3 separate regions of the Homo sapiens genome follow, and regions 1 and 3 are each linked to region 2. A link is a contact called in ENCODE Hi-C or POLR2A ChIA-PET data. All regions are on one chromosome and are shown on one strand. Each heading gives the region's core, a stretch centred on a gene start or an enhancer-like site at or near the end of the contact. The rest is flanking DNA. Distances are from core to core; before and after follow the strand shown. Region 1 overlaps FARS2 (phenylalanyl-tRNA synthetase 2, mitochondrial). Region 2 overlaps LY86-AS1 (LY86 antisense RNA 1). Region 3 overlaps FARS2 (phenylalanyl-tRNA synthetase 2, mitochondrial).

The links. A loop is a pair of places that touch in the nucleus more often than their neighbours do. ChIA-PET counts read pairs that join two places held with the same protein, here RNA polymerase II (POLR2A). Pooled maps may share reads with other maps.
Region 1: a map with no recorded cell type shows a loop between it and region 2 (6-fold over the local background). The contact joins two enhancer-like sites. A Hi-C loop is called at or near these places in 4 of 37 single-sample maps with no recorded cell type and 4 of 50 pooled maps. POLR2A ChIA-PET finds 5 or more read pairs at or near these places in 1 of 52 experiments (naive thymus-derived CD8-positive, alpha-beta T cell).
Region 3: a loop to region 2 is called in a map of naive thymus-derived CD4-positive, alpha-beta T cell, with 5 times the contacts of the local background. The contact joins two enhancer-like sites. A Hi-C loop is called at or near these places in 2 of 168 maps with a recorded cell type or tissue (mammary epithelial cell and naive thymus-derived CD4-positive, alpha-beta T cell) and 5 of 50 pooled maps. POLR2A ChIA-PET finds 5 or more read pairs at or near these places in 1 of 52 experiments (naive thymus-derived CD8-positive, alpha-beta T cell).

The regions. Positions count from the first base shown.
Region 1 is chr6:5,721,190-5,725,350 of GRCh38, reverse strand. The region is part of intron 6 of FARS2 (phenylalanyl-tRNA synthetase 2, mitochondrial); the gene reads right to left. Among named protein-coding and RNA genes, the nearest start is that of FARS2-AS1, 270 kb to the right of the region's middle. RefSeq lists an enhancer at 1,045-1,364. Within about 2 kb of position 1,275, at least 13 of the 41 ENCODE cell types and tissues checked have a DNase peak (open chromatin) inside an H3K27ac peak, as active enhancers do.
Region 2 is chr6:6,544,187-6,548,430 of GRCh38, reverse strand. The region is part of intron 3 of LY86-AS1 (LY86 antisense RNA 1); the gene reads left to right. Among named protein-coding and RNA genes, the nearest start is that of LY86, 42 kb to the left of the region's middle. RefSeq lists enhancers at 1,099-1,148, 1,239-1,288, 1,369-1,428. Within about 2 kb of position 2,255, at least 5 of the 41 ENCODE cell types and tissues checked have a DNase peak (open chromatin) inside an H3K27ac peak, as active enhancers do.
Region 3 is chr6:5,669,411-5,673,429 of GRCh38, reverse strand. The region is part of intron 6 of FARS2 (phenylalanyl-tRNA synthetase 2, mitochondrial); the gene reads right to left. The region is part of intron 2 of LOC101927950 (a long non-coding RNA gene); the gene reads left to right. Among named protein-coding and RNA genes, the nearest start is that of FARS2-AS1, 210 kb to the right of the region's middle. RefSeq lists an enhancer at 1-688. Within about 2 kb of position 2,154, at least 13 of the 41 ENCODE cell types and tissues checked have a DNase peak (open chromatin) inside an H3K27ac peak, as active enhancers do.

The DNA.
Region 1 (4,161 bases), core at 26-2,525, 820 kb after region 2:
CTTCTTACTCTGGCACTTAATGCCTTGCCCAACCTGCCTCCAAAGCTCCTTTCCAATTTTCTCCCCACGGACACCTTTCACCTTCCTCCATACACCCCAGCGCCCATGTTCAAAGTCATCACGCCATCCCCAAAACAGGCTACGAATTTGGCCATCACTAACCCTCTCTTTCAACTAAAGAAAGCTGCTCAGCACTGGGGTGTCTGCTCCGCATCATCCAGAGATTTCATGGAAATCCCACGGCTTTTAAGTCAGGCCATTGCAAAATACCTTCCCTTAGACAGAAGACATAGCTGACTGTTTTCCACGTGTGGTAACACGGTAATAGCGAGAAACTTCATTTCATCTTTAGAATTTTGTGTGATTATTTGTTTAATGGCATCTGCCCCACTACGTTTTAGTCTCCTGGAAGGAAAGGTCTATGTCTGTGTCTTGTCTGCTGCCTGGCATGGTGCAGGACACAGAGTAGACCTAACATATATTCCAAAAAGGGGCAGATGTATTTCATGTTACTGTGGAGACCTGAATTAGGATTCATCTGTGGAAATTATGGGGCAGATTATGGCTCAATGTAAAGAAGAATTCCCTGATTACAAAGAGTGGTCCTGAAGTACGGTGGGCTGCTATGCACAGAGGCTGAGGGGAGGTGAGTGCAGCCAGTGTCGGGGAGGACACAGAAGCCTCAAGATCCTTCCGTGAGGGACAGTCTTAGCCTCGGCTGGCCCCCGTAGAGCACCAGGCTCAGGCTGCAGGATGCGCTGTCTCCTGCCAGGCACAGTCATGAGAGGAGTTCTCCTCCTCCCTTCTCAACTAGTGGTGGTTTCTTTTTGCGTCCTGGGGGCTCTGTTCCTTGGCTGTGGGCCACCCTGGGGACTCAGAGCTGGCTCTGGCCACCTCATGGGCACAGGCAATCCTGAGACTCAGGCCACAGTGGCACTACTATGGTCATGGATATTTCGTGATGACCACAAAGGGAAGGGATGGCTCCAGCAACGGAGTCCCCTGTCATTTCCTGTGTGCAAACATTCTGCTTACTCCTTGTCCCTGCTAGCTCCTCTTCATCCTGGAACCCAGAATCACCCAGCTCCTCTTGAATCCAGCAGGGAGGGCACCGGTGGTTGCCCTCTCAGGTCTCTGATGGCTGACAGCCCTGTGCCAACCCTTCCTTAGGAAAGGCGTCTAAGCTGTGGAAGCTGCCTAATGGCGCAGATTCTAAGCCCCATCAGAGAAGTGAAACCATGCAGTGTGGGGAAAAGGGAACTGAAATTGAAAACCCTTGCCTGGAGCGGCCTCCCGTGTAACCCACTGGGGCGGCCCTTCCTTTCCCGCCGAGCCCACTCTTTCTCTGACAGCCCCTGTGCGGTGGACAGCCCAGCGTGGCCACCGCTCTGCAGGGTGTTTCCTCTGTCTTGGGGGAGTGTGCCTGTTACTAGCTGGGCCCCTCACAACAGAGACCGCCTGCTGTGGCCGCTTCTAAAATTCATTTCAAGGCACAGTTTGGCCCAAAGCCCTGAAGCCTCTTTTCAGGAAGAAAGCAAGGAGCCTCCCAATTTCATTTTGTTTTCTTACTGCTTGTTCAAAGAACAATCATATAAGATAAAAATACCATCCCCAGGCAAAGAGAATTTAATTCAAACATTCTTGAGAACAGATTCAACAACCTTTTCCTCACACGCAAAACAAAAACAAACCTGCTTCATTCTTGGTTTTTCCCAGTTACATAAAGAAAGGAAAAATGGATCGAGAGAGGCAGTGTATACAGGAGAGAGAATCTCCACCTGTGCAGTAAACGTGACTGAGAGGCTTGTGACAGCGGTTCACAGGCATTGTCCTGTTCGATGTTCTCAACAAGCCTATGAGCGGATCCTGCAATTATTCCACATCATAGATGAAGAAGATGAAGACACTGAGGCCTGGAAGGGTCTGCAGCGTGTCCAAGGGTGCACACAAAGCCGAGTTTTGAATCCAGCAGCCTTTTCCCATGACCCATGATACTACACTTGATATTTGCAATAACTAGGGTTGAACAAGCTAGAAATCAAACGGCATGTAAATAAATGAAATATATAGATATGAGCTTTGTTTCTTTTCTACCCTTATTCTCTTTTTATATCAAACCCAGGGGCACGTACTTGGGTCTGTCATGACCCACGGCTCCCGACACACTCGCGAGTGGCCCATTCGTGGCCTGTCACCTTCACTCACTCACCCTTACTTAATAAGATCACAAACACCCACAAAACCCCACTCACCCCCAGAACCGGAACTCGGATGAGGACTTTTGTCCATCTGTGGAGTCTTCCCCAACTCATCCTCCTGCCTGCCCTCTCTCAGGGAATCACTGTTCTGAATCCTTGTTTATTGCTCCCTTGACTTCCTTTGTAGATAGCTCTGAGGTTTTAGTAAGTTGTTTATTTTATAAAATGAATACCATGCTGTATGTAATCTTTTGGGATTTTCTTTTTTACTTATATTTACAACTTCATAACTAGGGTTTAGAGTTTCAAACCCAGTCGTGGCCCCCTAGAGAAGAATGGAGGTGGAAGTGGGGTGAGGGGAGACTTCCTGAGGCTACAAGGTGGACATGACCTTTCACCTTGCTTCACACCCCTCCAAGGACATCCTCGTTGCACTCAGAATAAAATCCAGCTCTCACCTTGGTTCCTCAGGCCCGATCAGTGTAGCCCTTGACAGCCTCACTGACCTTTTCTCTCCCTGCGCTTCCCCCTCCTCACCATGCTCAGCACAGGGGTTCTTCTGCTGCCCCTGGAACATTCCCTGTGAGCTCTTGCCATCAAGCCTGGGCTGGCTATCCCAGTCGACCTGCTCTTAAGTTTCATCTTAAACGTCACTGCCTCCGCAGCCTTTCAGGGCCATCCCACCTGAGATAACCCCTCTGTCACAGCGCACTGCTTTGTTTTGGTTACAGCACCCCTGATGTATTTTGTTTATTATCTATCTTCCCCCTTTACAAGAAAAACGTCTTGTCTATGTCAAACTGTATATCTAGTGAGGAGTTTTAAAAGACTGTTCTGCAGACCTGTGGGGGTCTCCAAAACCCTTTCAGGGATTTGTAAGGTCAAAGCATTTTCATACTATTAAGACTTTATTTGCCCTTTTCGCTGTATTGCCACTTACATCTTTGGTGCAAAAGCAACAGTAGATAAAACTGTGGGTGCCTTAGCTGGGATCAAGGTAGTGGCACCAGCTTATACTGGCAGTCACTGCATTTTTTACCATCTCACACTTACAAGGAAAAAAACAACAATTTGTTTCATCCATTAAAGCTGGAAAAAAAGAGAATATTTAAAACGTCCTTAAAAAGCACTACAAATTATTACCTTTATTAAGTTTCAACCCTTGATATGCCTTTTTTATATTCTGTGTGACTCAGTGGGAAACACACACAGAGAACCCGTGGTACACGCTGAAGCACAAGGTTGTCTCAAGGAAATGTGCATCTGAGATTCAACTGTGAGCTGAACCAGCAACTCTTTTTCATGGAACATTATTTTTACATGGAAGAAGTACTGACAGACCAATGATGGCAGAGATAATAAATGCAATGAGCCTGCCACTTCAAGAACTGACAGTGTTTTTGGCCAATGATAAAATTCAAGCAAATTTGGAAAATTGTCAACGTTGGAAAATGTGTCTCCATATTTCCCAATACTTAAGGCATTCCTGATAGGATTGGTGATGATACTAATGAATGTGATTTTTTGATCTTAGATAATGAAATGTGTCGACGCTTAAAAGAGTTACATAACTCACTGAACCAATATTTCTAATTGAATGATGCACGATTTCACACAATCATGAAAGAGTGAATGATCCATTCAAAATTGCAAGATAGACTAATCGATTTCAATGTAACAAGTGAAAAATTATATCAGTCATTGATATAATTTCAGATTTCACAATGCAACTAACTTTTAAAAAACTACTACTTTTCCGGTTTTGGTAGAGTGTCAAAGAATGAATAGCCACAATTTTCTCAAAAGTCTATTAACACACTTTTCCCTTTTCTAACAAAATATCTGGGGTAACCAAAACAACTTAAGAGCATCAGACTGAATACAGAAGCTGGTATAAGAAGCTAGTTGTCTTCTTAGACCAGACCCGAAAAAGATTTGCAAAAATATAAATCAATGTCATTCT
Region 2 (4,244 bases), core at 1,006-3,505:
GCTATCATATTTTTTAATTTCTAATAGGATTTTTCCACCTCCTGAATATTCCTTTTCTTGTGGCATCCTTTTTTCATGTGTGCAATATTTTTTATTCATTCTTCTGAGAATGTTAATGATAGTTTCTTGAAGTTTCCTTTTGCTTCTATTTTGAGTTTTTTTTTCCTGCTTTGTTTGGGCTTCATATTTTATGTTAGAGATAAAAGCAGATGCATTTGGTTTGGAAAGACAAAGGATTTTTCCCTGTTGAAGTAACGTAGAATGAAAAAATAAGGTGATACAAACATTTTAAGGGCAAAAGAGGCAACATTGAGGAAACTCACATGAGGCCAACTTCAACTCTGTAAAGTAGAAGTTGTTTCTCAAATTGTGAGATACTGTAAGGGCAAGAGCTAAAAATTGGAAGGAAACATTTGGAATATCTGCAATGCAGGAATCAACAAATGCTGAAAACTGAGTTGCAGTGAGGGCTCATCTGAAGTCCCACAGCCTAAATTTGCAGCTGGTCCAATTGGCATAGTTTGGTGACATTCTCTAGTTAGTCTTGGCCAGATGGGGTAAAGACAGAAAAGCAACTGCAGGGTGCTGGGCAAGTCAAGGTAAGAGGCAAAGAGTAGAGAGACAGCTGAGGGGTCCGAGGTGCTGGAGCGCCCTGGCGGGAGGCCAGCCACAGGCTGCGGTAGTAAGGGAATAAAAGGACGTCTGAGGGACAGAGGGGCAACTCTGGTGAGGATCAGTGTCCCGGGAATTTTTCAGGCAGTGTGGAGTCTGCTTTCAGTCCTGAAGGAATGCATGAGCTGGTGGAGGCCATGACAGCATAGGAATGTAAAACAGTTCCACATCCTCTTGGAATCAAGAGGCATGCATTCACATCCTGTCTTGGTGGGACCTGGTAAAGTCAGGTAGTCAGGCTGGGAGTCAAAGAGATTGGATTTTTTATGTCCTATGTCTCCCTAGCTTCAAATCCACCCTCTCTAGAATAGATTGCAAAAAGGGGAATTTCCATTACAGCATATAGCATTCGTCCTATGAAGAAACCCCCTCGCTCAGTGACTTACACGAAAAACTGGGGTATAAAACACCCATAACATCTGGCCTGCTGCAGAGCTGGCTTCAGGAACAATTGTGGACCATTACATCACTCTCTCCGGTCTGCAGGCATTGGCGGGTACATGCGGATCATAACCACCAGATGGCGCTGTTGGCCTAAGCTCGAGCACAGTCCACAGCCTGGAGGTCCTGGGAAAGCCTGACCTGAATCTAAAACTTCTCTAAACTCCCTAATTTGATTCAAAAGCAAAACAGTAGAATACTTCTGCACATCCCAGCGAGGTCAGAGTATAGCATCTGCGTGGCCCGTAGGCAAGTCATCGGTGGTTATTTAAAGCCCGAGTTTAAGAAAATGACTTCACAATGCAGAGAAACTGGGGAGCCGGCGCTGGTCCCTCAGTCCCCGACATGGAACGCTCCTGCACCCGCAGCGGAGTGGCTGGCAGCGCCGCATGGAGGTGGCGAGCTCCAGGTCTCACGCAGCGTCTGTCTGTGCAGTGCCCAGATGGCAGGGGCTGTAGAGGCCTCTAGAAACCTGCGGCTCGGCTGCATTTCTCCAACCTGCCATCCGCCCTCACCACCCCAGCTCCAGGCCGCCGCACTTGCTGGCTCTGGCCACCGCCAAAGCCCTAGGGACGGTGCACTCTGGCTGCGCGGTGGCCGCGGGAGCCGGTGGCAAGGGACTAGGTCCTAGGGGGAGAGACTTATTTAGTCTCGCAGGGCCGGCCTCTTTGCATACTCTAGGGGCCCCGGGAGCTCAGCGTGTGCTTCCCACGGTTGTTTTCGAGAATAATGTGGCTTTCAGCCAGGCCAAGCCCCTCGCGGCTGGGCGGTGCGTGAGTTCCCAGGTGCGCGCTTCAGGATCGGAGGCGCCCGCCGGAGCAGGGCGTGCTGGATTCCAACAGTACGTGCTAAGCACAAAGGCCTGAGCCCGAGTGCCGGGGCCTCCATCTCGGTGGACTCCAGTCTCGTGGCCCACTTCCCACGTGCGCCCGGCTCAGGCGCGCGGCTCTCCCGGCGGGCGGGTGCACGGCCTCCCCTCCGCGGCTGCGGCTGCGGTTGCGGTGGCTTCACTGCGGCTGGTTCCTGCCAGGTCATCTGCTTTGCGCCCATCTAGGCCGCGGACAGGCGGAGGCTGATTAATTTTTCATGGCGATTCACCCGGCTGTTCATCCGAAGGCAGCTTCTGGGGCGGGAGCTGTTAAGGACCCGACTGTGCCAGGGGCTGCTCTTCCTCCGGCCGCACTAATTACTGACCTGGGAGGGAGACTCGGGTTTTTCTCCCCAGTGAGCTGTTTTTTTGCCTTTTGGCGTCTTTTGATTTCCCAAGCAAAGCTGGGGGCTGGGAATTCAAGGATGAGGGCCAGGAAAGGCTGAGGGAGGAAGGGCGCCTGTTCAGTTTAATCTTATTTGTGGAAAGCCCCCCCACCCCCAGCTCAGCCTGGAGAAGGAGCTTGGGGATGGTCACATCCTTGTCCCAGGAGCTCGCGGGCTCCTGGGGAGATGGGACTCGCAGAGTGGGGGTGAAAGAGTTGATTGACAGTGTGGGAATGTATGTACCAAGGGCCAGTGTAGTGGGACCCAGTGTAGAGGAGTCGGGGCTCCAAGAACGAGCCAGTGGAGTGAGCGAGGAAAGGTAGTGAAGGAAAATGAAACGAACCGCCGGGTGCGGTGGCTCACGCCTGTAATCCCAACACTTTGGGAGGCTGAGGCGGGTGGATCATTTGAGCTCAGGAGCTGGAGACCAGCCTGGCCAAGGTGGTGAGACCTCATCTCTACTAAAAATACAAGAAGTAGCCGGGCGTGGTTTTGGAGTGGGGGAGGACACTGGGCTCCCAGGGGAACCTGGTGTGAATGTTCCAGGTGTGCTCCTTAACCACCCACACACAGGTGGGCCATATTTCTGGGACTGGTGTTTTAAAGTTTCCCCTTCCCTCCTCCATTACATAAAAATTTGAAAATTTACAGATATGTATAGAGAAATCGCTATGCAGAGGAAAACACTGGGATTTTTGTGTGTGTGTGTGGAGGGAGGGGAGTTCTATCCAGGTGTTTTCCATGTGGATAATTTTTACCTAATTGTATGTTATACATGTACGGCGTACGTAGTGTTATGTTAAACATTGTGTGTTTAGGCATTTAGAAAATATGATTTTTCATTATGAAACTAGTAGATGTTCTTCTCAATTTTTGGAAAATAAGGAAATATATGAAAACAAAAATTAAATATTACCCGGATTCTAAATACATAATAATCCTTTTGGTATGTTTCCTTAAACTATTTTTTTCCTGTGGGTGTTTAATTTAGTTGAGACCATATGCTATTTGCTAATTTCTAAACATGGTCAGTATAGAAACATCGTTAGATAGAAGGCTAAATGAGAGAGGTTTCTTCTTTTTTTTTTTTTGAGACAGTCTCACTCTGTCACCCAGGCTGGAGTGCAATGGTGCGATCTGGGCTCACTGCAACCTCTGCCCCTCCGCCTCCTGGGTTCAAGCAATTCTTCTGCCCCTGCCTCCTGAGTAGCTGGGATTACAGGTGCCCACCACCACGCCTGGCTAATTTTTGTATTTTTAGTAGAGACGGGGTTTCACCATGTTGGTCAGGCTGGTCTCGAACTCCTGACCTCGTGATCTGCCCATCTCAGCCTCCTGAGAGAGGTTTCTTAATCTCAGTGCTTCCCAGGGCTCCATGACACAATGTCTCCCTCTGCACCACTTCACCCCAACACTTGTGGAAGAGCCAGGGAGGGCTTGGAAGAAACACTCTAAAACCACCTCCCAAACCCCTCCTCACAAATAATCCCTGCACCCAGCTGCCCACTGGCCCCTGCCCTCTGGTTGTGGCAAGGGCTTGGGAGCTGTGGGATCCCTTCTCAGCCACCTCTGCAGAACATCCGTGCAGACATTGTTTTGTATATGATCTCAGTCTTTTTAGTGTATTGTTTGAAACGTTAATTTAATTAATGTCCAATTAATTTAATTTAATTTTCACAAAGGAACAAAGGTAGGGCCCACATTGGAGTTATCCTCTGAATCATCGAGTGCAAAAAGAATATGGCTGGCTGGGCTCAGTGGCTCATGCCTGTAATCCCAGCACTTTGGGAGGATCACCTGAGGTCAGGAGTTCGAGACCAGCCTGGCCAACATGGTGAAACCCCGTCTCTACTAAAAATAAAAATACAAAATTAGCT
Region 3 (4,019 bases), core at 905-3,404, 870 kb after region 2:
GGCCCAAATTTGTGGCCTTATTAACTGTGGTGCCCTAGGAAGGGAATGAAGGAATGTTTTCCCGAACGAGTCTTTCTGATGGCAGAAGTGGGGAAGCAGGTGCTGGAGGCAGGACCCATTCACTTCAGCTCCAGGAACACAGGTGCCATGCACAGCAAAACCAGCTGTGGCTTCTGCCCTCCAGGCGCAAACGTGGAAACTGACACATACATGATTATAATCAACGTGGGAAGTAGACAGTGCTTCTCTAATTGGTTTGTGCTTCCCCAAATTCCTTCAGGGTAGGGACCGCATATTCTATCATTTGCCTTTCCTCAATGGGAAGCACAGTTTGGGGCCCAGAAAAGGTGTTGGGGGGCTCTTGGTTGGTAGACTGACTTGATGCTAAACTGCAAAGGCAGAGGAGATAAATTCCCTTCACAGCCCCAAAGGTCTTTGGTTATGTTAATTACTCCTACCTTCCCCTAACAAATGGCTAGGGTGTCACAGAAAGAGGGCCCAGAGGGCTCTTTAATTGCAGTGGCCCATCTCATCCCATTACTCTCACCACTCAAAGGCGTTTCTAATCCAAAGGCAAAATACAGTGTCTCCAAACTCCAGGGAAAGAACAGAGAGGAACACATGTTGTCAGTGGCAACCAAACTTAGCTTCATCATGAATCACTGTGGCCTCATTCTGACAGGTCCAGTTGCAGCCTAGCCCTAGATCGCACCAAGCAGTGACTCAGCTACAATGAAACTTCAGATGCTATTTTTAAGGGGGGCTCGCAAGGGGAAGGAGGGAGGTGTAGAAATGCTTTATTATTTTTTCCTGAATTTTTATAGCCTCAACTAAATCTAAATCTTTACTTTGAGACCAGAATTCTGGAAAAGTTAACCTGCCCCTGAAGTTATGTAACCCATGGTTTACTTTTTATATCACAGCTTGCCCGTTAAAGTCACAAACCATTTCCATGGCCAAAATCTGTTTGAGTAAAATTGAAAAGGGGAGTTTTCAGAAGAGTCTGGACCCAACGGAAGCAACTGTGGTACAGTGGGAGGAACACTGGCTTGAGAGGCAGACGGTTCTGCAGCTTGTAAGCTGCGTCACGGTGGGACTGAACGGCCAGGACGTGGCCAGGGGATAGTGAGGCTGAGGTGGCTGTCCTGGATAGAGTCTTAGGGCGGGCCACCACAGGCACGGGTGGGTGTGCCTACCCTGCTAGCTCTGCACTTTGGGTCGGTGAGGAAACCCCACCAAAGCCGCTTTAGATTCCACAGACTTCAGTGCTGTCTTCTCTTTACTCTTGCCTTCCCACTGAAGGGGCTTTGCTGTTCCCACGGCTACCGACTGATTCCTGTGTTCATCTACTCATCCTTCTCTGGACTTTTTCCAACTGCTACCTTCTCTTGAGCAATTAGCACAGTGCACATATTTCCAGAATGGAGACATGGTATTTTTGTGGAAAAGTAGGACAATGTCTTCCGCAAATGCACGTTCCTCACGATGATCGGAATTGTGTTTCCTCTCCTGGCAAGGTCCCTGTCTTCTGGGGAACAGTCCCCCTACAGTGATTTTTGGCTTATGTTCTTAGACACAAGCGATGGCTCAGAAGCCTCACCTCCCCGCGTTGATGCGATTTCTCCTGCGGGTGTCCCTGTAACATCTTTGGTAGAGCAAGCCATCCAGCTCAGAAGAGCTCTCATGAGGCAAAATCTAATCTAAAAACTCTTCAGTGGCAACATCTTTAAAGGTTAAACCATCCTCTGTAAACATGTGCTTGGTTCTTGGAGTAAGTCCTTTCCTATTTTTTCCAGAGCTAAGTCTTCCAGGCTGGAAGGCTTAGGAAGAAATAACGCCCAGACTGGCCCGACAGTGTTGAGTGGAAATGGGGCACGAGAAGGGGGAGCCTCACCATCTGCTGATAAATCCATTCATACAACAGTGACCTTGAACACCATAGTTCTTTCTGTAACACCAGGAAGTTCCGGCAGAAACAGAGGAGAGAACTGAGCAGAGCCCCAGCTCAACGCTGAGACTTCCTCTTGCTACACCACATTAATCCTATGCCTGAAGAGCTCATTAGCCAATCACTTTCATGAACAAACCCATCCAGCTCTGGGGACAGGAAGAGCAGAGACAGAGTGGGAGTAACTCTTACGTCATGCTCTGAAAGCTCGGCCATGAAGCCTCATTTTTCTGAGGTACTCATGGACACTGCAACTTCCTCCTCCTCAGCTTCTGGCCAGCAACAGGCCCTAAATTAGTTAAATTTAACTATAATAAACATGCTGCAAATGAATTATATTTAACTCCAACAGCCACCTCAGGGTTTGTCTGGAGATGAAATAATTTTAGCTTATGCTACCATAAGTCCCCCAACTAAGGCAGAAAGTAATTACCTAAGGATTTACTGTAATGAGTTCACTGACACTCATTATTCATTATAGTGTGTGAACATTCCAGTCTTTTATACAGTCAGGCATAGACTGCACACTGCTGAATATATAGTCTTGAGTGAGCACAATAAGGACACTAAAAATAAAAAGCCACCTGATTTCAGTCTTAAGAATTCGTAATAATTATGAAGAGCCCCGGTTGAAACTTTACACCATCAGTAGAACTGAGCCTGCTAAGAAAATGAACAATGTGATAAGCTTTTGGAGCGATGACACTGCATGGCAGCACTTAAAAAGTGTGCTTATTTAAAAAAAAAATGTAACTGGGCTTCAGTGCTGTGCATACTAATGAGAACTCATGTTTTTCTATCCATTAAAGCAGGATCCTACTCAGAAGCATTTGGTTAGAGGAAGAGACTGTTTCTAAAAGTACGTACAAGTAATAACTTGCCCAAAATGCCATTCCTTATAAAATATTATGATATTCTACATTTCATTTGCTCTGAATCATCTTGCCATTAAAAAATTCTCATTTATCTAGTCACCCCTCGTGATCCATTGTGCATCAGTTGTGGGCCAAGTACTATAAGCATAAAGAACAACAGGACATGGTTTCTACTCTCTAGAAGCTAAAAGTTTAGTAGGGGACACAAAAGTTTAGTAAGTAAATGTTTAGTAAGTAAAAATGTTTAGTAAGTAAATGATTTCCTGAATTGTGATATCCACAATGATCAGGGGGTGTACTGCCTGTTGAATATGTATTATCTAGTCAGTATTGATGTAACTTATTTGGGTGGAGAAATCTAAACAGGACTTGATCAAGGACCAAAGCAACTCTAGCCAACTTTGGCCACTGAATGTCCTCTGTATACTTGCGCACTCTGGGCATAAGCGCCTATGCTTGGCTGCATATATCATTAACACACTGCTGTTAACTTCTATGTAAGTGTTTATATCTTGCCTCATTCTACGAGAATTTTAAGGAGGCCTACGAAAGAAAATATACAACAAAATAATGTTTGAATATGAACAGAAATCAAGAATCAACACAAGAAATGGGATGTTATTGACACTTTTCTCATGTCAGACTCCATTCTGCCTACTTCTTCCCCACCCCCGTTCATAGGTCATGAGCTGTGCAAGCAGCTAAAGGGATCTGAAGGTGTGGGGTTAGAGGCAGGCAGAAGGGGTGCTTAAGCCAACTCAGCCTCTTCTCCTTCACCAGCTCCTCCAATAAGCCCAACTCCGGACAAGGCTCTGGGTGCTCTTGCAGGTGAGAAGGTGGTGCCGGCAGCCACTCCGCTTCACTCTCCGAATCTCAGGACCTCTGTTTGCCATCAGGAGGCCAAATGACTAGCAGGGCAGGATTTGGGAGCTCTTGACTTGGGCCTATAATACCACAGAACAGCATCAGAGCCCTCTCCTAATACACTGCAATATGATGAGCGAAAATATTAGCAAGTACAGGACTACTGAGATCAGGGAAAAGAGCAACACAACAGCAAGCCCTGGGGGCTGACGTATACGGTGGCTCTCCCCAGCCACAGTGAAGGAAAAATGGTCACTTACAAAACCCTTAAGGTCAAATTTACCCTTATCTTGAGGCACACTAACCCTTGGTGCTTAATTTTTAAAACATTT